Linked DNA regions of Homo sapiens: region 1 is linked to region 2. Evidence: chromatin loops called from intact Hi-C (ENCODE). Cell type or tissue: A673. All regions are shown on one strand. Each heading gives the region's core, and the rest is flanking DNA. Links, peaks and the distances in the headings are about the cores only.

Region 1 (11,581 bases), core at 2,117-7,116, 120 kb after region 2:
TTATCCAACTTACCTATTTTTTTTATTTTGTTGCCTGTGCTTTTGATATCACATCCAAGATGTCATTGCCAAATAAAATGTTATAAAGTTTTTACCTTATGTCTTCTTTTAAGAATTTAATAGTTTTGGGTTTTGTATATGGGCCTTCCTTCCATTGTGAGTTAATTTGTGCATATGGTGTAAGGTAAAAATCCAACTTTTTTATGTGTGAATATCTAGATTTTCTGATGCCATTTGTTGCAGAAAAAGACTACACTTTCTTCATCATATTTTTGGCAGTCTTGTTGAAAATCACTTGACTATATATGCAAGGGTATATTTCTGGATCTGTATTCTATTTCACTGGCTTATGTGTCTGCTTTTATATCAGTACCACGGTGTTCTGATTACCATAGCCTTATAGTAAGTTTGAAAGCAGGAAGTATAAGATATCCAACTTCATTTTTTTTTCCAAGATTGTTTTGGCTATTCAGGGTTCCTTGAAATTCTATATGAATTTTAGGATGGATTTTTCTATTTCTGAAAGAAAAGTCATCAAGATTTCTATAGAGATTATATGAATCTGTAGGTCTTCATGTGGTATTCACAATTTACCAATATTAGTCTTTCAGTCCATGAACATGGAATGTAGTCCTAATTATTTGTGTTTTCTTTAACTGCTTTCAGCAGTGTTTTGTAGTTTTTAATGTACAGGTCTTTTTCCTCTTTGGTTAGGTTTATTCCTAAGTATTTTACCCTTGTTGATGCTATTATAAATTGAATTGTTTACTTAATTTTTTCTAATTATTTTCTTAGTTTCAAATTGTTCATTGTCACAATATAGAAACACAAGATTTTGTGTCTTGAATTTGCATCGTGCAAATTTGCTGAATTTGTTTATTTATTGATTTATTTATTATTTCTAACAGTTTTTCTGTAATATCTTGGGGTTTTTTAAATATAAAATGTGTTATCTGCAAACAAAAATAATTTTATTTCTTCCTTTCCAATGTAAATACTTTTTATTTTTTTTCCTTGCCTAATTGCTCTGGCTAGGACTTCCAGTACTATGTTGAAAAGAAGTGTCAAAAGCAAATCATCCTTATCTTGCTTCTTAGAGGAAAAGCTTTATAGAATGAGTTAGAAAGCATTTCTTCCTCTTCAAATTTTTGCAACAGTTTGAGAAATATTGGTAGTAATTCTTAAATATTTGGTAGAATTCACCAGTAAAGTAATTTAATATTGGACTTTTCTCTCTTGAAAGGTTTTGGTTATTAATTCAGTCTTTTTAGTAGTTTTAGGTCTATGTCTATTTAGCTTTTCTATTTTTTCATGATTCAGTCTCAGTAGGTTGTATGTTTCTAGGAATTTGTCCATTTCATCTAAATTATTCAATTTGGGTGTACAATTATTCATAGTACACTCTTAAGATTATTTTTATATTTCTGTAAAATCATCCCCTCTTTCATTCCTGATTGTAATTCAAATCTTCTTTCCTCTTAGACAATCTAGCTAAAGTTTATCAAATGTGTTGATCTTTTCAAAGAACCAGCTCTTGGTTTTGTTGATGTTCCCTATTGTTTCTCTATTTTCCATTTTTATTTATTCTCTCTAATCTTTGTTATCTTGAAAATATGTTTGTATAATATAAAATTATATCTCAATATAATTCATTTTTAAAGTTAAGAAATTACCACGTTGTCATTCAATAACTGTACCTAGCTCAGGTTTTGTAAAATACTGTGTGTGAGTGCGTGAGCGAATGAATGAAAGAACAAGTGAGTGAGCAACTGGCCTGCCATTAAAAAATAGGACCGTTTCTCCCTCTCTTCTCAATGGCAAGCCGTTTTCAAGTGGCCTTGCCTCATTGGTTAATATAACTGTTATTGTTTTATATTAAGCAACTATTAAATGGCATGTACTACTCTAGATGCTTCACAAACTTAACATTCCCTCATCCAATCCTCTTTAACGCTGATGTTATTATCCTCACTTTGCACATAGGCAGAAAAATGAGATCTGATGTGATATGTAAGCTCAAGTGACTAATGTATGCCAGTATCAAGAATCAAATTCACTCCTGTCTGATTCTAAAGCTATATATTTTTCCATTCTACCTTTTCTGATTTTGGTATTTCAAGGAATAAAATACCTAGTATATGACTTAGTCTCAGGATTTAGAGAGATAGATACAGGTTACTTTTTGTGATGCAGATTTATGACAAGATTCCCAGAAATGTAGTATAACACATAAGTGTGACCTTATGAGCAGAAAAATCACCTTAGTTTCACTAGTCCACCCTGTTTGGGAACTAGGAAACTTTCAGTGTTACTCAACACAGTAAATTAACCACCGATGGCCCACTTCCTCTTTCTTTACCTAGAAAAAATACTTCCTCAAAAAGAGACTTCTACTGTGCGTGATGATGGTTGCCATTCAACATGCAATTCCTTTGTTGGGAGGAGTTAGCTCTAAGCTACTCCATTGGTGACTGAATTTTAACACGCCAGTCCACATATGACTGCCTATATAATCTAAGTCACTCTGGTTTTGCTATCCCAGGATCCACCTTCTACACAGTGCACACTGCATGAATTATAGAAACTAGACTATGGGAAAGTTGACAGTTGCTTCATTTCTCCAGAAAAGCCACATGCCTGCAGCTGTCAAGGGTAGCCCGACCAATGTACCAGGTCACTAGTTCAACACTTGTGGAGAGTTGAGGGCACTGATCCCCATTCTAAAAGATTCTCAACATAGAGAACTAGAAAATATCAGTCTTAAGAGAGTATTATCAATGTTCCCTGAAGGGATTCATTCTATTTTTGTAAACCCCAACTGGTTTCTTAAATATTTAATCCATCATGCAATCAGAATAGTTGTAATCACCTATCATCAAACTGGAAGAAAATATTATTTTTTACACAAAGAGATCATTGTTTCTTAAAAGCAGTAAATGATACATGCCTGATAAGCAAAAATAATACATTTGTTCAGAGGATTAAGCACTTTGAGATGGATTGTTCAGAGAAAGTTTTGTGGGAAGATTCCAATGTAAAATGGGACTGGGGAAAGCACAACATGAAAGGCAGAGTAGTATTTACAAAGACAAAGGAGGAGCCAACCTTTGATGCTGGTCCTCTAATCCTTACACATTCCTCCCTGCTCAGGGCTTAAAGACTTCTAAAAACTGACTCTTGCTTCTCTCTGCAAGTGTGAGACACAAATTTCTACCACCATTTACTAGCCAAGTGATTCAGGCAACTCATGCAACCCCTCTGCACTTCAGGTGATGAATATATGAAAAGATAATCACATCTGCTAGCAGCTGGGGATTGAAGGACTGTGCGTACAAAAGAAAAAAGCACAGTGCCTGGAATACAGAAACCAGTCAACAAAAGCATTTCCTTTCCCTTGACCTGTTCAGAACTTTTTTTTTCTTTTTTCTTTTTTTTTTTTTTTTGAGATGGAGTCTCTCTTTCTCACCCAGGCTGGAGTGTAGTGGCGTGATCTCAGCTCACTGCAACCTCCGCCTCTGGTGTTCAAGTGATTCTCCTGCCTCAGCGTCCTGAGTAGCTGGGATTACAGGCACCCGCCACCAAGCCAGGCTAATTTTGTATTTTTAGTAGAGATAGGGTTTCACCGTTTTGGCCAGGCTGGTCTCGAACTCCTGACTGCAGGTGATCTGCCTGCCTCAGCCTCCCAAAGTGCTGGGATTACAGGCGTGAGCCACCGTGCCCGGCCGAACTTTTCTTTGCCTAATACCAATGCATTGTAAACGTATGGGAAAAAAGATTAATTGGGTTGCAAGGAGACTTGAGTGCTAGTCTTGCCTTTACCACATAATGAGCTGGGTGGTCTGGGGTGGATAATTTTGGTTTGCCATTGTTGCTTTCTCTTTGAAATGAAGAGGATAGCCAGGAACTCCAAGATTCCTTCCAGCTTATTCATTCATGTCTTTGCATTGCTGAGCATCACCCCAGGGATGTTTTATCATCTCAGGCAGTGAGGAATTGGGATCCCTTGTGTTCCCCTAGCACCCTTTCTATTAACCCGAGAGTGTGCTGGAGGATACTGCTTTTCTGGAGAGCACACACTTCATATTGGGCGACTGTGACACAGGCATCTGAGTGGTCTCTGGCAGGACTTTGCAATATCCGCCCTGGGAAATGGCAAGGGCACCCGAGGACCTGTGAGCTGGCAGGGCCGTGTCACCCCAAAAGACAAGGACTCTGAGAGGAGGTACTTCACCAACACTCTACAGCTGTGTGAAGAAAAAAAGAAAATGGTTGATGAATTTCCACTTTCCACAGAGTAAAGAAATATTTTTATGTTATTTGTTTCCAGCCTGAGCGGGGGGCTTTTCATGCATGACCAAGGAACTCTCCTCCCACAGGTGGGGATACACTGCCACCTGCTGGTCCTCTGCTTCTTTACACAAAGGAACACCTTCCCAAACCAAAGCAATGGTGACTTTCTCGGACAGCATACTTAGATATATCAGAAAATATTGATAGTTACTAACCTATTAATTGTGAATGTCTGATTAAATGTTGAGGGTCTTGTAGAGTTAAATTTCAAGATAATTCCTCTGTGTATACTCAAGCTCACGCAACTAAAAGAGATCTTGACTAAAATTGGCAGCCAAGATTCTTAAGGCTTCCTTCAGCAATTCAATAATTCACTTACGTGTACAAGGAATCTTTCAACATGTGGAAGTATTTTCAATACATTATATCATGTGGGGTTGTTAAAAAAGCTTTATACTTGGAACTTACTACTTAGTATTTGTATATATGCCACATGAAAATAATAAAACTGCATTCTTGTTCAACACTTTTGGCATTGGTATTCTCAGTGATTCAGATTTTCCCTCATTAATCCGCATCATTAGTCTGTGTGATTAATCTTTTACTATTGGAATGGTGCAGAGGTTAAAAGTTAATATGGATATAAATGGAACAAGCTCAGTAATTTTATCAACAAAGTGATTTGAGGCTAAGAGTTCAGGAACATTTTATTTGAAGTGGCTTTTGTGTTTCACTCTCACAGATGGTGTTCTTTGATTCTGGAACCTCAAATTGTTTTAACACATCCCACCATCCCAATGTTCAGTGTATGTGATTGATATGTGTGTCTACCCTGGCAAATAATACTTAAGAGTGAAATGCCAATCTTCCCTTTTCAACCTGAAGTTTGGTCCACAATAAAAATGGCATATAGATTATTATGTAAGCAAATCATTTAGTTCCACATTGTCTTAAACGTTTCCATTTTGAAGCTAGATTTTGGCTTTGGCTTTGCATAAAAAAGGGTCCACTGAAATGTTATGTTTGGCTCTAGGGGGTGCGGATTATTCCATCCCTACAGCAAGAAGAAAAAAAATCATGACATTTCTAGCCAACAAGGCTTTTAAAAATATTGATATCCAGTCTCCGATCACCCTACTTCATAAGCCTAATGGGAGATGAAACGGAACTTACCCGTCTTCAACTTCCCCTCCCCTTTGTGTGCTCTTCCCCTCTCTTTCAAGTACAGTATTCTCCAAAGTTATTGAACCTTAAAGTCAGACTGATAGATGCTTCTGACATGGTGAGAGGGGACCAGCTCTTTCAACCATGTCACATGACAGGAAATCCCACTTCCTCCAGAGAGAAACCTCCATGTGTCCCAACAAGACAAGAACACTCTCAGTGGATGGTCAGGCTACCCATGGGACTCATTTGGTACATATTGCACGTACTCATATTAATCTTCTGATGTGCACCAGCTCCTTATTTTCAAGACTAGGCTGCATGCTCTGGTTTGGGAGGCAGTGCAGTGGGACGAAAGTACTCCCAGCTTTGGAGACATGAACATGGGGTTCCATGCCCCTTCTGTTACTTATTGTCTTTACGGTCCTGGAGAAATAACTTAGCCCCTTTAAGCCTCCATTTCCTCATTCATAAAATTAGGATCACATTACCCACCTCACACAGTTATTGAATGCACAGCAATAACTTTGGTTATATGCCAAGCACTGTCTAAACACCTTATATGAATTAGCTTACCTGATGACCACAACAACCTCTTTAGGATCATCTTCCCCATTTCACGGATAAGGAACCGAGACAAAGGACAGATTAAGTCATTTCCCCCAAGGTCTCAATGCTCAGATATGATAAAGCCTCATATCAAAGCAGGTCTGGCTCCAGAGTTAGAGCTCATCTTGTGACATGGACTCTCAGCCCAGATAACGCCTGGCAATTAGTATATGAGAAATAAATCACAAGCATTTTGTTAGCCAAGCACACAGACCAAGTTTGTGACTTTGCCATCACTCTTGGACATTGTGTTCTATACACAGAGGGCTTTAGGCATTATGTGTTGCTTGCTCATTTTAATACATTTTCCAATAACACGTGTATGCATATGCCTTTAACCCAAGAGTTTCCTTGGGTTGCTGTCACAAAGTACCACTAATGCTGAATGGTTTAAAACAATTGAAATGTATTGTCTCACAGTTTGGGAGGCTGGGAAGTCTGAAATCGAGGTGTTGTCAGGGTCATGTTCACTCTGAAGCTTGGTGGTTTGTGGGCAATCTTTGGCATTCCTTGGTTTGTAAATGCTTCACTCCAATCCTCTGTCATCTGTGTCTGTCTTCACATGGATGTATTCTTATAAGGACACTAGTCATATTGGGTCAGGGGTCCACCCTACTTCATTATGAGCTCATCTTAACTAATTACATCTGCAATGACCTTATCTCCAAAAAGGTCATGTTCTGAGGTATTAGGAGTTGTGACTTTAACATATCTTTGTGGGGAGACACAGTTGAACCCATAAAAAGAGCCATCTCCCCTAGCCATATCTGGATGATCTTAAGCAACTGAAACCAGAAGATAATGAATCAGATAAACCTGAGTTTAAGCTAAATGTGTGTTTTAGGGAAAGATAATGCAGTGACTAAGGTTCAGTTTACTTATCTGTTAAATGAGGATATTTACAGCACCTGCCACAGAGAGTTGATATGATCTTTAAATAAAAAAAAAAAAAAGATACATGAAACACTGAGCACCATGCTTGGCACATGGTAACCCCACAGTCCTACTAGTTGCAGGGGATACATTATGCCTAGTGTCATTGTTTGGAAGCACCTCTACTGAAATTGCTATATCCCCAGCTTTTCTTCCAGCCTCCTTCTGCTCTCCTTTGAAAGACAGTGAACACCCGCCTACCCATAACAGAGTCAGAATAATCACTCTGATTTAAAAGTTAGAAGTTTCACTAGGTTAGCATTTTCCTTGGAGATTTAGCATCCCAGGCTAAGTCAACTTTGCCTCTCATCATTGTCAAATCTGGCTTCTGAACACCCCACCGTGTGAAACAGGAATTGGCTGCAGCATGAAGGTATTGCTGGAGCAATTGCAAGGCAAAGGAAGTGAAAGAAAAAAAAAAACAAAACAAACCAGTGGCTTCAGCTACGTCTGCTGCAGAAGCCAGCCGATGAAAATTAACCCAGCTCTTTAATCACAATCTTCTATCCCAGAATTTTCAGCTGAGAGAAATGATAATCATTTGGTTCATTGATTCTGGGATTAATCACTGAAGTTAATCTTGGCATGTATTGATTCCATTTCTGCTGGCTGTAACTAAAGTGTTCAAATTACTTATTCCAACTCTGACAAGAATAGGTTCCCAAAACAAAGGAAGTCAAAGATGAGCTATTACACCTGACAGCTCTGCACAGCACCCAGTGACAGCACTGACTACCCATCCTTCGGCAAGATGGGCCCCTAATAGGGAAGAATCAAGCACCTGTTCTTGCTATTATACACTGGTGTTTTATAAAGTTGATCCATCAGTGTCTAGAAGAAATGGAGGTGGTTTTATCTTGAAGAATCTGAACTCAAAATCTGGCTGCACAGACAAGCAAATTATGTAGGCAACACAGTAGAACAGGCCGATTTCACCAACTTGACTTTTATCAGAAAACACCAGTATTTGTTACCTTGCAATCCTCCAGAGTTTCCTGGTGCTGACCATTTGCCAGCATAAGCTTCATTGCAAAGCACAATTTGCAAAATAACATGGTGCATTCACCCCTTCCTTAACCTGTGAACTTCAGGCATGATAGTTACAATGAAATATCTTTTATTGAGTATACTTTTGTATGGCATGCTAAAAGAGACAGAGGGGACTTCTATCTTGGTGTTACAGTTGACTAGGTATTCTAAGTGGCCCTGTCACTATAGTACACCTAAATCTTAGGAAGGATACTGACTGCATTTGTAGCTCGGCTGGTTTTAAGAATGTAGGGAAAGCTTCAAAACCTATAAATAGTAAACAGGAACTAGAGGGATAAAAACAATGGGTGTGTGAGTGAGGGATTTAACAATAATACAGGACAGAACTAAAATACTGGACAAAAAGAGTATGTAAATAAGGAAGGAGAACCATTCTAAGTGCCTTATATTAATACAAATGGGGGATTCAGTTCTTGTTTAACTTACGTTTTCTCAACCTCGCACCAATGAAATTTGGAGCTAGCCCATTCTTTGTTGTGAGGGACTGCCCTGCACACTGTAGGATGTTTAACAGGATCTCTGTCCTCTATCCACTACATGGAAGTTGCAGAAAAATGTTTCCAGACATTACCCAACATACCTTGGGGACAAAATCACCACCCCCACTTAAGACGACTAATTTAATTTGACACTTTTTAAGCTAAACATATATGTTAAAATTTCAAAGATAATCAATCAAAGAAATATCCTATATACATTCCATACAAATTGAGAGAAAATTCTATAAAGCAAGAAACGAAAAAACAAAAAAAAAATCTTAACCCAAACAAGGCAAAATGCATACAAAAATGGAACAACTATATATCAGAAAGATGGCAGAAAGCAAGTTCAAATATATCCAGCATAACATCGAGTTCCACTTCCAAAAAGGTGACATGCAGAGCTCTATGGACTCACTTTCCAGCAAAGCAGTCATAACTGGGGAAATTTACATAATGAGAAGCATTTTAAGTCTCTGAAAATTGTACTATGGGCATACAGCAAATAAAAACCACTTTTAAAAAAATCTACTAAATCAGAGTAAAAATAAAAATAAGATATGTGGCACTTGAGTCATGATCTGCTTCCTCCCTCACCCCCACGCTGATAAGTGGCATACTTGACTCTTCATTCTTTGTACACCACTCATCATCACGCTCAGCACGATGGAATCACAGGGAATTGGAAAGTGTGTCAAATAACACCTTGAGGATGCAATCGGCCAAATCAAGAATCGTAGAAATTTTCAGAACAAACGGCATTATTTCTCCAACATATAAATGGCAAGAAAAAAAGAGGAAGAAAACGCCCTGATTTCCCTTCCTCGCCAATATTGTTGCAAGAAATGTGATTCCATTCTCAACTGCCAGGAAAGAATACTGAACTTTGTCTAAGCCTGTCCACCCAATCCTTTTCCCTCACTCCTACGAGTGGTCCACAGGTGATCATGTGATCCAAGGCTTCCAAACAAATAGAACAAATAAATTTCAAACCTTTTTCTGGGAAATGTAAGTCAATGATACACTCTATTCACTCAGACATTTCAGTACACACATGTAAGAGTTCAAACTGCTGAAAATGTTTTAACCATAATAAAAGTAAATCTGAGAGATAAGCTAATAAGCATAGAAAAATGGACAGGGCAACAGCTTCACAAAAGAAAGAAGCTGAGATCTTGAACAAACTGTTCCAAAACCCTATAAGATAACTCTTTATAGCTCAGTTAGCTACTATTTTCCTTTTATTTCAAAGCCAATTTGACTGGAGCTGTTCTATAACTTGCAGAAATACCACCACAGCATTTTAACATAGGTAAAGCCACAGCATTTAGCCACAGCATTTAACGTAGGTAAAAGTCTCTGGAAACAAAGGCACTGGGCTTAAAATTGTTAGGCAATGCCACCTCTTCAAGGAATAGATCAAAAATGAAGGGTCTCTGTCAGAATCTGTTTCATAGAAAAAAAAGAAAAGAATGAAAAGTCAAGTACACCACTTATCAGACACCAGTGTTCCTGATTAAGTCACCCATTATTTTTAAGGAAGAAGAAAATAACAAGCATTCAAAGGCATGAAAACAACTAAGTAAAGAGTTAAACCAGTTGCCAGGTGCATTTCATTTATTTTTAACCAATGTATGTGTTTGATAACTTTTAGGTCTTTGGTACTCCTTATGACTGTTAAGTTATTGTTTCCACTTTTCTGATAGGTTTTTATTCCTGTTTTCAGATTAATTCAACTGTTCAAGTCAATGAATAGATATTGCTTTCCTACTGTGAGGAAGTCAGCACTGCTCAAAAGTGCTGATGGCTCAAAAACAAACATGACTGGTCTCTTCCCTAAGGAACTCATGGGTTAGAAGAGCACACAGACACCATATCAAAACTATCCTCAAACTGTATTCTAACTTCCACGAAAGAGTTACATACAGAGGAGAAGAGTTGGAGATCCTGACTGATACATCACTCAAGACTCATAGTTTATGCAATTATTTTTCCATAAATTGAGCCATCAGCCTATCCCAACAAAAAGCAGTAGGAAAAAATATGACACAGATTACATACCACTTTCCATTTGGACAAGAGAAGCCTGCCTGCGCTTCTCATGTTAGACATCTTATTTGCCAAAACATTTATTTTAAAAGAGGGGAGAAAAAGAAAAGACAGCAACATAAAAATTTGCCTGCATGTCCAAGTTTCCTCTTATCAATAACCTCTGAAAATTTGGACGAAATTTTTATGCTTGCCTCAAACCCTGCCATATTTTCAGTTTCTAAGTCTTGGTTTTGGTTTCTGGTCTCCTCAGATCAGAAGATATCTCATTCTTATACTTTCATGAGATCTAGTAATAATACTAAATTCCATGCCGTCTTCTGACAAAGAGCCGGACTTGGATATGTATTTCAACTCCTCTATATTTGTCTTTTCAAGACACTTCTCAATGATCACTTAATAATCTGTTTTGCAGAGTGTAGTCCATTTTCACACTGCTGATGAAAATATACCTGAGACTGGGAAGAAAAAGAGGTTTAATTGGACTTACAGTTCCACGTGGCTGGGCAGGCCTCAGAATCATGGCATGAGGCGAAAGACACTTCTTACATGGTGGCAGCAACAGAAAAATGAGGAAAGAGCAAAACCAGAAACCCCTGATAAGCCCATGAGATCTCGTGAGACTTATTCATTATCACGAGAATAACATGGGAAAGACCAGTCCCCATGATTCAATTACCTCCCCCTGTGTCCCTCCCACAACACGTGGGAATTCTGGGAAATACAATTCAAGTTGAGACTTAGTTGGGGACACAGCCAAACTATATCACAGAGCTTGAGCAATTGATTCATTGTTAAGATTTGCTAATAATTCAATTTTATGTGTGTTTTATAATTTCCTATTCTACCTAAGTGTCCTCTCCCTAATATATTCTAAAATATTCTTTTTCAAACTTTTCATTTTATATCACAGCCCTATACAAACACACACACACATATGCACACATACATGCACACACACAAAATGAAAATATCATAGAACAGTTGCTGTTACTACTCTAATATTT
Region 2 (11,581 bases), core at 2,802-7,801:
TATTCTCAACTTCAGGGATACCCCACTATCTTCAACCCATCAATAGTGCACTGAAACTTACTCATTTGTCAAACATCTTTGACTACTCCTTCCGCCTTTCTTATCTACTGCTATTATAGAAAGTTCTCTGTTTTTACACACTCATCTGATTAGATCACAAGTCCCAAGATAAGCTCTCTTTTTTTAAAGTCAACCATACCATATAGCATAAAACAATCACGGGAGTGATATTTCATCACTTTCTTAAGTTCTGTGAATTTGGAGGCTTGAAAGCTTTGCAGGAATTTTTAGAATTATGCCTACTACAGAATTCTAAACACTAATGGGCACACATAAAAACCTAGTTTGATTTGCAGTTATCTTTGCAGATAGACGGTTTTAAATGCAAAGCCCATGAATGGGTTAAGAGTTACCATTTATAAGATCGTAATTGTTCTCACAGCGCTGAGGATATCTGTAAACAGAGTCATGCTGTGTTGCAAAATTTTGGTCTGATTAGGCACCTTGCCTTGGACTATAAACAAGGGTCAGATATTTCATTTGGTTTCATTGTATTCCAACTTGATCAGCATAGCAGGACTCTAGTCCATTGTCACAACTACTAAGCTTCTCTCCAAGAAAAGCAAAAGGGAATTTGGTTCTGTAGATATTACAGCAGAGGAAGGAATCTTCTCTTCAGGTACAATAAAATAAAATAAAATTGACTGGTTTATTTATGAAACCACATATAATTACAGCATATGTATTAATGAAGAAACTTTTGCTAATTATAGAAGAGAAAATATAGAGCTCCTGGGTGAACAAGAAGTTGGATCTTCTTTGTATATAATATGAAAAGCCAAGCATTATTTTTTCAGTATGTTGTCCATTTTTCCACTTTCTTATCTGTAGAATAAAGTGATATCTACCTATTAAGACTCTAAAACCTAACCCATAAGACATGGGCTAATATACGTGCGTATGCATTGCATCATGCCTACCATATAGTTTTTACTCCAAATGCTAAGTCCTGTTTTTTCCTCCCTGTGTGAAACCAAGGCCTTCTTAACTATAGCAAAATAAAAATGAACTGCTGTCCCTTGTCCCTTTTTATCAAGCATTGTATAAATCTGCATGATTTTAATGTCAAAATGTATTTAAAAATATAGCTTGACATTTACAGGTTGTGTTATATTTTTCTGTGCAGTGCTCTCCAATTAAAGCATTCTAGGTAGGAGTCTGTAATTGACTGCCTGGTTCTTTAAATACTTTCAACACCAAGAAAAGAAGTACTGTGGGGAAAACTCATCATGAAACCAGTTCTCTCAATGCTGGGTGGCAGCTAGAGTGGCAGTTCATGTACCGTAGGGTAGAAAATGAGAAAAAGCTGGCTTGTACATTGGTTTTCTGGAACCAATGCTCAGATACTGAGCATGAAATGATTAAAATGTGGCCACAACAAACAAGAAATGCTTAATTGTATTCTACCTGAGGTGTCATCATTGGGTGTAGTTTCTACCCTGAATTCAAGCTGGAAGTGACTCTTCTCACAAGCATGGAGATAAGTGACTTTTCTACCACTGCAGTTAAGCAGAGAGCCTTAATAGCTGGACAGGAAGACCAAAACCTCAGAGCGGCAGTTCCGACTTCAGTCTCTTCCTCAGCATGTCGCAAAAAGGAAAACCATTCCAGAATGTGGCTTTTAACAATCCTATGTATTATGAAACAGATACTATATAAATTAAAAGCTAATGTTAATATAAAAATTAAAATATTTTATGCATATTACATTTCTTTCTGTGTAATGATATATTTTATCAAATATTTTTATTTACTCATTGTAAATCTCTCCCCATTTTTCACTTAAATGAAGACAGCCTATCTCATAATCTGTATAACTTATAAATTATCTGGCAAGAGAATTGAGACAGGAAAAATAAAATGTTGGGATTTATGGATCTACTATTGTGATATTATAAAGCAAAATTGCAAGTATTCCCAGATCTCCCTAACAAGGATCACTCTAACTACCCCTGGATTCAGAAGAAATCAATAGTGAAGCAAAATTTGTTCCTTGGTCCATAACATATCCTTGTTCATAAGAAAATTCTATCTTAGGTCCATTATAAAAATGATTTAATGATTTAGTCCAAAATAATGCATATTTTTGGAAGCCACAATAGAAGGAAAGTCAAAAGTGATGAGGAAAATAAAACAATTAACAAAGTGAAGATACAATACACAGGATGGGTGAAAATATTTGCAAACCGAACATCTGATAAGGAGTTAATACACAAAATATATAAGGAATTCAAACAACTAAACAGCAAGAAAACAAAAAACCCAGTTAAAAATGAGCAAAGAAGCTGAACAGACATTTTTCAAATGAAGACATACAAATGGCACACAGATCTATTAAAAATGGGTCAAAACCTCTAATCATTAGAGAAATGCAAACTAAAACCACAGTGAGATGTCACCTTACACCTGTTAGAATGGCTACTATAAAAAAGATGAACAATAACATGTATTGAGGGAGGACGTGGAGAAAATAGAACCATTGTATACTGCTGGTGGGAATGTAAATTTCCCCCAATTTACACTGTATTCCCATATTTATTACAGCATTATTAACAATAGCAAAGATATGGAATCAACCTAAGGGTCCATAAATGGATGAATGAATAAAGAAAATGTAGTATATGTACAAAATGGAATATTATTCAGCCTCAAAAAGGAGAGAAATTATATCATTTGTGGTGACACGGCTGAGCCTGGAGGACATTACGCTAAATGAGATAAGCCAGGCACAGAAAGAGAAATAGTGCACAACCTCACTTAGATGTGGAATCTAATAAATTTGAACTCATAGAAGTAGTGAGTAGAATGGTGGTTACAAGGGCCTTGTTGTGGGAGGAGAGACTGAGGAGTTGTTGGTCAAAGGGTATAAAATTTCAGTTAGAAAAGAGGAATATGTTTTTGAGAACAATTGCACAGCAAAATGACCATAGTCAATAATTCCAAAGTAGCTAAGAGTACAAATTTCACAGGTTGCACTACAAAAAATGATTTTAAAAAAGTGAGGGTATGGATACGTTCATTAGCTTTATTTAATTATTTTGTATTGTCTACACGTGTATATAAAACATCATATTGTACCTCATAAACTTATACAATTGTAATTTGTCTATTAAAATAATATAGAATGATGAGGAAATTATTAAAATACAAACTAGAACTAATTCCAGAGGTGATTAATTCTCTGACATTAGTCACAATATCCCTGATACCCAGAAATAAATCAGTGCAAGAAAGCATGAAACAAAAATAGCCAGAGAAACACGAGTCTCAGCAGAAATGAAAAAATTGAGACCCCGATCTCACCACAGTAAAGACCATTCTCCAGTTATATATGGCTTTGTTGGCTTTGGGTCTTGACTGCAGAACAATTGATATTTCCAAAGGTTAAAATGTAGCCAATGTCTCTGCAGGGGCCTATCACTTGCTCCTTGATACATCACCCTCCACACACACCTTCCCAGTCTTATATTGTACTCTTTTCCCTGTCACACAATCTCCTTCACTCTTGCCTGTTGAGTTGTAACCCTAGTGGCTTTGCCGGCTTCCTTTTTCTCCACAGCATTGTTTACAATGTACAATAGTATATATTTCAATTGCGGTTTGTTGACTTTTTTTTTTTTTTTTTTTTTTTTTTGAGATGGAATCTCACTCTTGTCGCCCAGGCTGGAGTGCAGTGGCAAGATCTCGGCTTACTGCAACTTCTGCCTCCCGGGTTCAAGCAATTCTCCTGCCTCAGCCTCCTGAGTAGCTGGGATTACAGGCGCCCGCCACCATGCCTGGCTAATTTTTGTACTTTTAGTAGAGACAGGGTTTCGCCTTGTTGGCCAGGCTGGTCTCGAACTCCTGACCTCAGGTGATCTACCCACCTCGGCCTCCCAAAGTGCTGGGATTACAGGCATGAGCCACCGCGCCCCGCCGTTTTGTTGACTCTTTATCTCATCCAACTAGAACATTAACTCCGTGGGAGCTGGGGATTTTATCCTAGTCTGCAGCACTAAGCACAGCGAAAACAGGGGGCCCTTCGTAATCATTTATCACATGAATGAATTAATATTAAAAAGACAGCAACGTAATCATTCTAAATTAATTATTCTTTCTCCATCTTCTTCCATAAAGATACACAGCAAACAACAACCCCAGAAATTGTTCTAGATAGAAAGATAAGCCATATCAACTTTCAACAAACCATTGAATCAAGATTGTGGTTTCTCAGCAAGCAAACTGCACAGAAGTCACTCATTCCATGATACTTAACCAGCATTATTTCTCTCTGAGTGTCTTTCCAGGTCAATCCTTATCTCACATACCTATTTTAACTGATATTAAATAAAAATTACATATGTTTTTCTGAAAAAAGTTCTACAATTCTGTTCTATTACCTTTGTATTATCTTTCATAATAACATTGTCCTTGTCTTTATTTTCAATTAAGAAATATAAAAATTATCATACATAATTTTTAAATGTATAAATTTCTGCTTGTAAATAACCCTTCATGGGAACATCATGGAGTTTGGATGTGCCTGTGTATATAACCAGGAGATAAAAAGAATGAAATTTATTTTTCTTTTCAGAGCTATTAAGCCTATTGTTCTTTTGTTCTGGTTCTCTGTTGCATCTTGCAATCTATCAGCCTACTTGGCTATGAACCATTTATATGTCCCACAGAATGCATGCTTTGGAGTTGATTATCGTGAGAAGGAAGCAGTATACAGGGTTTTATGTGTAGATTCAAAAGTGTCCAGTGTTTTATTATTTAGTTCTTATAGGTTACAAAAACTAGGAAATCCCAGGTTAAACCTGGAAGGGAAGGTAGAGAATAGGACAACATTGAAAATCATTAATTACAGCTTCACAATTACTCTAGCTCTGAAATCCTGAAATGTAATGCATACAACAATAATTTAGTATCGTTTGATACTACTTATCTTAGTTTTAATATCCAGATTTATTTAGTGTTTGTTTTTCCTACGAGAAAGACTCACATGGAGCGCCTAAAGTTGGGCAGTTTCCCACCATACCTACACAGAGACGCTTATTCCCCCTTGTGGTAGTTGGTTACATTACACGCAAACTCAACATTATTAATTCAGCGACCAGAGTAGCTATTGATTTCATCAATGGAATGAACTATTGCAGTATAATCCAAAATTACTGCTTAGGTTCTCTTTTTTCAGAAATCCTTATGGGCTGAGCAGACAGCATTTCATTATATACCATCCATTTCAAGAAAGTCCTTAGTAACTTTTGGATGTGAAAGTATACTTTCAAGGATTGGAGTAAATGTGACTATCATGCACTTGTGAAGAGGGAAGAGAGAGAAAGAGAGACCATCATGAAGGAGCTAAATTACCAAGGCAGCATTCTGCAAAAAGTTATTCCTAGTTGGGGCCGGTGCGGTGGCTCATGCCTGTAATCCCAGCACTTCGGGAGACCGAGGCGGGTGGATCACGAGGTCAGGAGACAGAGACCATCTTGGCTAACACGGTGAAACCCCATCTCTACTAAGAATACAAAAAAATTAGCCGGGAGTGGTGGCACGCGCCTGTAGTCCCAGCCACTCGGGAGGTTGAGGCAGAAGAATCGCTTGAACTCGGGAGGCGGAGGTTGCAGTGAGTCAAGATCATGCCATTGCACTGAAGCTTGGGCAAAAAGAGCGAAATTACGTCTCAAAAAAAAAAAAAAAAAGTTATTCCTAGCTGGTTTACTTGCAAAGAGAACCATAATCAGGGTTCCATAGTTAGTTGAGGGTCCATTTGGTCTTTTAACTAGAACATTATAGGTGTTGTTGTTTACCTCATGATACTATCAACAATGAAAAAGAGAGAGAAGAATTAATTCAGAAGGATTGAGCCCACACTTTGCTGTGATTTACATATGCAATAAATATCTATTGAGGGCCTGCTATTTGCTTAGGTGAAGACATGAGTTTCTAGTAGTCACATAGAATAAGACATGACTCTCTGGCCTAGAAGTGTGAACTGCCAAACAGCAGTGGGTGTTAAATCTGGAGTTTGGAGGAGTCTTTCTTTCTGAAAAGAAATGGCTTAACATGTGAACTTTTTCTGCATGTAAATGGAAATATTAGTGAAAAGAGTACTTGGAGCACCTTTTGTTAAAACCAGCAACCTCGAAAGCAGAGAGATAGTCATCTTCCTCGTTTTTCAAAGTAGCCCTTCAGTATTTGCACAAATTTACATCCTGCTTTCTTCTAAGCTAGTGTTGTGCAACTGAGGGTCCCTTACCGGGTTGTAGGGTGAATGAACAATGCACCACATATGCATACAGCGAATCTTCTGGTTATAATAGTTTATAGGTTATAATTCAGCATTAGATGTTTTCATACAATAAGTAATGAAAAATCTAGACCAGACTTTGGACCACCCTTAAGTAAAAAAGAAGATTATTGACATTGTCCCTTCCATGGTTGAATTGTTGGAAAACAGTTCACTTTTACTACTGCACCAAATTAGATAAAATTAATCAAAATTGCTTGCTTGCACCACAGTTATACCCAAGTTGCTTAACTAATAACAAATAAATTCACATATAATACAGCAATAAAATAAGCACTAATTAAAGTTTTAGAGAGACCTAGGAAAATAGGTTTAAAATTGTAATATGGCTAGCAGCCCCCAGAACCGTCATGATTTTGTGATGGTATCTCACAAAAGCACCATCAAGAATACATAATAAGAAGAAAACACAAAACATCACCAACAATACCAAGATATGGCATGGCAGAATTTTGGAGTAACTGTAGAAAATATATGACAGGTGGAATTGACATGTAAAAAAACCTATGCAATCTAGCTCTGGCTAAACTCTGTGAAACATGAATCTCTTTAAAATGGCAGGGCTTGGGCAGGCGCGGTGGCTCATGCCTGTAATCCCAGCACTTTGGGAGGCCAAGGCGGGTGGATCACAAGGTCAGGAGTTCAAGAACAGCCTGACCAAGATGGTGAAACCCTGTCTCTACTAAAAATACAAAAAAAAAAAAAAAAAAAATTAGCCAGGCATGGTGGCAGACACCTGTAATCCCAGCTACTCGGGAGGCTGAGGCAGGAGAATCGCTTGAACCCAGGGGCAGAGGTTGCAGTGAGCCGAGATCGCGCCCCTGAACCCCAACCTGGGTGACAGAAAAAGACTCCCTCTCAAAAAAAAAAAAAAAAAAAGAAAAAGAAAAAAATGTCAGGCCTTTTATTCAGGCCTGAATTCACTGTGGGCCCTTATATTCTTCATTATTGCTATGCATGTCTCCACATCGTAAATACCTCCTTATTTGAACTAACTTGATGGAATTTCTGTATTTTATAACCCAGATACTAACTAAAGCACATTTTTATTCTCTTTTTCTTTTCCTGTCTTTAATAGCTCTCACTTAATGTTATAAAAATTCTGGTTTTCTAACTTTAAGCATGTTATCTGTGCACAGTTACACACACATTCACATCAGCAAAGCTGCCGGCATAGTTCTAAAGGCCTGTCCTACTGGCTCATCCAGGAGTTAAATATTCAGAGACAAGACATTGTATAAATCCTACAGGTAGAAGTTGCATGGGAGAACTGAATGCACTAGAATGCCTTATCTCCATCTTTTTCACTTGTCAGACAGCTCTTCATTCTTCAAATCACCTTGCATATTGTATTTTCTGGGAAGATTGCTTTGACAGCCTCCTTCTTCCTACCCCAACAAATGTGTCACACACTGAATCACCTGCCGTGAGTTTGCGCCATGAGAACAGCAATGGCAGCAACAAGAGCAATAGCGAACAATTTTGAGTGCTTAACATGTGCCAAGCAATGTACTAAGTGCTTACACACATTGCCTCACTCAGGCTTCACCAAAACCTCAAGAAATCACAGTATTTTAGAGGTGAAAAAAACTATTATTTTACAGATAAGAAAACTTGAGTTTCAAGCACTGTGGTTAGTACTTTATATTTATTCCTTCATTTTATCATCACAGCGATAGTTTGGAGCTATTGTGAGCCCCACTCTAAAGATGAGAAAATAAATGCTCATAGCAGTTAATTGTCTAATCCCTTACTTTTATCTCCACTATATCTATTATGCCATTTATTTAAACAGAAATGATCTGCTTATGTGTCCACTTCCCCTGTGAATCAGTAAGTTCAAGGGAAGGACTCTGCCCTACTCATCTTTGAATATCAAATTATGTGCTCAGTAAATATCCACTTGCCAATGCAGACTCCTCCCTGATGTGAGTCCTACGATTCTTAAATTTTAAATACTTTTTAGTAAACGAGTAAACACACATGTACTTTTTCTGAAAAAGGCTCTAGAGTTTTTATTTTACCACCACCACATTGCTGTCTCCCCTGGAAATGACCCCCAAGGGATCATTCTTCTAGTGGAGCCAGCCAAAGCCATGGTTGGCTATTGTTGATGACCCTGTCAGGCTTAAGGACAGAAATTCTGCTCTTCTGGAGCCTAAAGTATCAGTCCTTGTTGCTCTTGAGCCTACTAAAAGACTCTAGAACTATGGCCACAAATGCTAGTTGTCCCCAACAATCCATGCACAGTTCCCCACTACTGCAGTGAAAGCTGTAGCAAATAGTAAAAGGTTTGTGTTACTGACCATTTCAAACCTACCTCTACAGGACTAGGGAACACTTACCCTCAGTGCTGGACCTCCTCAGGTCTTTGCAAGCTTTACCCTTAGCCTCCTCTTCCAAGGACTCAGAATGAAAAGAAAATAAATGCAAAGGTAAGCCTCATCGGTGTCCTCAGGTAAGTTCCTTCAGAACGTGAGCAGTAGGGGCACCCTTTCCCTCCAGGACAAAAAGATGCAACATTGCCCAATGATCTCCAAAAGGGAACTACAAAAATATCCACAGTCTTAAATTCTTTCATTTTATCCCTGGTCACCTTGATAATAATATAACATTAGTGAAAATGAAGGTAAAATGGCTATGTATTACCTAAAAGCATATCATGAAAGTTAACATGAAGAACATGTCAACAGACTCCTAATGACATCGTCGTAATGAAGAAAAGCCCTTTTCTTGCAAAGCACCAATGTGGCTGATAAACCGCAGAGGCTCTGCTGTGTGGCGGAGTGATTAAATTTTGCCACCGATGCCAGACAGCATTACTCCTACTGCTTTCATGGCAGAAAACACGTCATCAAACTGTCGGAACGTCACTGAATTTTCCCCAAGTGCTTTTCCTCTCATCTCGATTGAACATCTAAATCTTTTCTCTACACGATAAACAAAAATGAATGGATGAAATATGGCTTTAAATCTCTCTCCACAACAGTGAGCTTTATAATCTTATGAATGAAGCTAGGCCTCTTGTGCTCTCAGGATCTATAGGGACTGATTTATAAATTAACGAGTAATGCATTGATTTTTGCTTATTACTTCTTTGACAAATCTCTTTAGTAAGTTATCTGCATACTCATCCTGGAAAGGCACCCTTCCATATCTGAAGTCTGGCTCTTTTCATAGTGCAGCAGTCAACATCATTGTGAAATGGATTATGATAGACTTTTCTGTCCTTGGAATAAAGAATCCTAAAATCTCTTCATACATTTGTCTCATTATTTCTAGGCTATCAGTAGATGATTTCATTGGCATCAGAAAATAAAGTTTTAAATCCATTGTATTCATCTATTAAAATATATTTTATAATAGATTTTGGATCTGAAGAATTGAGATGTGTTTAACTAACCACATCATTTCATTTCTGAAGCAAACTGTGTAGTGACTTATTAAACAGATTTAAAACTAAAGATACTTTTACTTGGTAATTATGCAAATGGAAAATCCAGAGGAATAGATGTTCAGATTTAGGTTGGATATGTTCCTTGAAGAAGTATATTTACACTTTATGGCACTACTAGAAAATTCTAGAAAATTCTTCTGGAAATGAACCTTTTCTTCTTTCTTCTCTGGGGGAGTTAAGGGTTTTCTTCTTTGTTTTTCTTTTCTTTTTTATTATTATTATTTGGCTTTGTGTTAAGATGCTTTGATCTGATGTTGGAAATGAACGCTAGATACTTCTGTTGACTTCCACCAAATAAGATTGGGGAAATAAAGCAGTTCTTGGGAAAGTCCTTTATAATAATGGTAGGATGTTACTTTTTAAGCTATCAATAGTATAAAGACTTATTTTCTCTTAGTAAGTAACTTACCTAGTTGGAAAGAGGTCAATTAAAAGATTTCTTACATTTTTTCCTGTAAGGCCTAAATTGTCATTGTTAACCAAGGAAACAGGGTCAGGCTTGAAAAATCAAGGAATTCATTATACCTGCTGAACTGAAGTCAAAATTACTAGTTGTTCAACATTAACTTTTCCTAAACTCAAATCTATTTTTATAAACTAAATAATGTTCATATTAGAATTTAACTGATTTTCATTTTTATAACTGGTAGACTAGACTTTCCTTAAACTTTTAGAAATAAAATGAAGGCTTAACCGGATTTGTGAGGATAAAATACATTTTCTTTAACTGTCCTAGAGCAAAGTAGATTAGTCCCCATGTGTTTTTTGTAACAATGCAAATTGTAATTTATCAAAGAAAAATACATACATTGCTTGGTCTTGCAGAAAAGTTCCCTTGAAAGAACCTTTCCAATAAATAAAACTTCCCAAATTAAATAATAATGTTTTGATTTTTTTTCCGAGGGAATCTTGTTTTGTTTTGTTTCTAGTGCTTTTTTTATTTTTCCTTTTTCCCCAGTTCTTTATCATTTGCTATAGATGGCTTATTTTGCATTGATGCAGACTAGGCTGCAAGTTTTGTTTCATTCAGTAAACTAAAAATTATTAATTAAAAAAATAAGATTTGAAAGAAGCTCCCTAGTGGATACAGGCTGCTCACTGTTGTTGTTTGCTGTGTTGCTTTTTAATTCAAAGATGCCAGCAGGGTCAGCCTTACCACCAGTCCCAGTCTGGTTCATGGGGCTGCAAACCATTTTAGGCAGATGAATAAGGGAGGCATCATGCTGAAGTCAGCACACAACACAGATACTCAGCAACACCTACAGGAAAAAGTGGCAGCTTGAACATTTATTTATATTTGTTTCTTCTTCTCCTTTCCTTATCTCCATTTCTCATCTTCCAGATACAACCGAAATTATCTACGAAGTGAAATGGTGAAGGAAAAATATAGGAATGAATTTTTTTTTAAAAGAAACCAATCACGAAATTTAAAACAGGATGTAAACATTCTTGTTAAAAATTAGAGTCAGCTCAGGGTGACGTAAAATTGTAATGAAAGAAACCAAGAACCTTGGAATTTTTGCCTTACCTCTATAGATGTGCATTTACAAACTATTACCTTCCATCAAAATAAGAAATGCTGGGATGTGATTTGGAGGGTTTGCCGGGGTGGGGAAGGAGGGAAGAGGAACAGGGAGAGAGTTACTTAGTCATGATTTATTAATAATTACATAATTTATTAGAGGTAAGAACTGGAATTTAGAGCAAAAATTCTACTCAATAATATGTATGCACTTGTTCCTTTCTTCTTGTGCACTTGTATCCATGAA

Evidence for each region. Peaks named below come from ENCODE experiments on the same cell type or tissue, not always from the same donor. Only the 100,000 strongest peaks of a DNase experiment are listed, where the experiment ranks them.
Region 1: it touches region 2 in a loop (2.0-fold over the local background); 5 of 110 quality-filtered maps call a loop at or near these places.

What each region holds. Positions count from the first base shown.
Region 1 is chr2:78,975,435-78,987,015 of GRCh38, forward strand. No RefSeq gene overlaps it. Among named protein-coding and RNA genes, the nearest start is that of REG3G, 44 kb to the right of the region's middle. In A673, for the core only: a CTCF peak has its summit at 4,399 (motif pointing left); DNase peaks (open chromatin) are centred at 4,367 and 5,637; H3K27ac peaks cover 1,571 bases.
Region 2 is chr2:78,856,647-78,868,227 of GRCh38, forward strand. No RefSeq gene overlaps it. Among named protein-coding and RNA genes, the nearest start is that of REG3G, 160 kb to the right of the region's middle. In A673, for the core only: CTCF peaks have their summits at 5,114 (motif pointing left) and 5,313; a DNase peak (open chromatin) is centred at 5,095.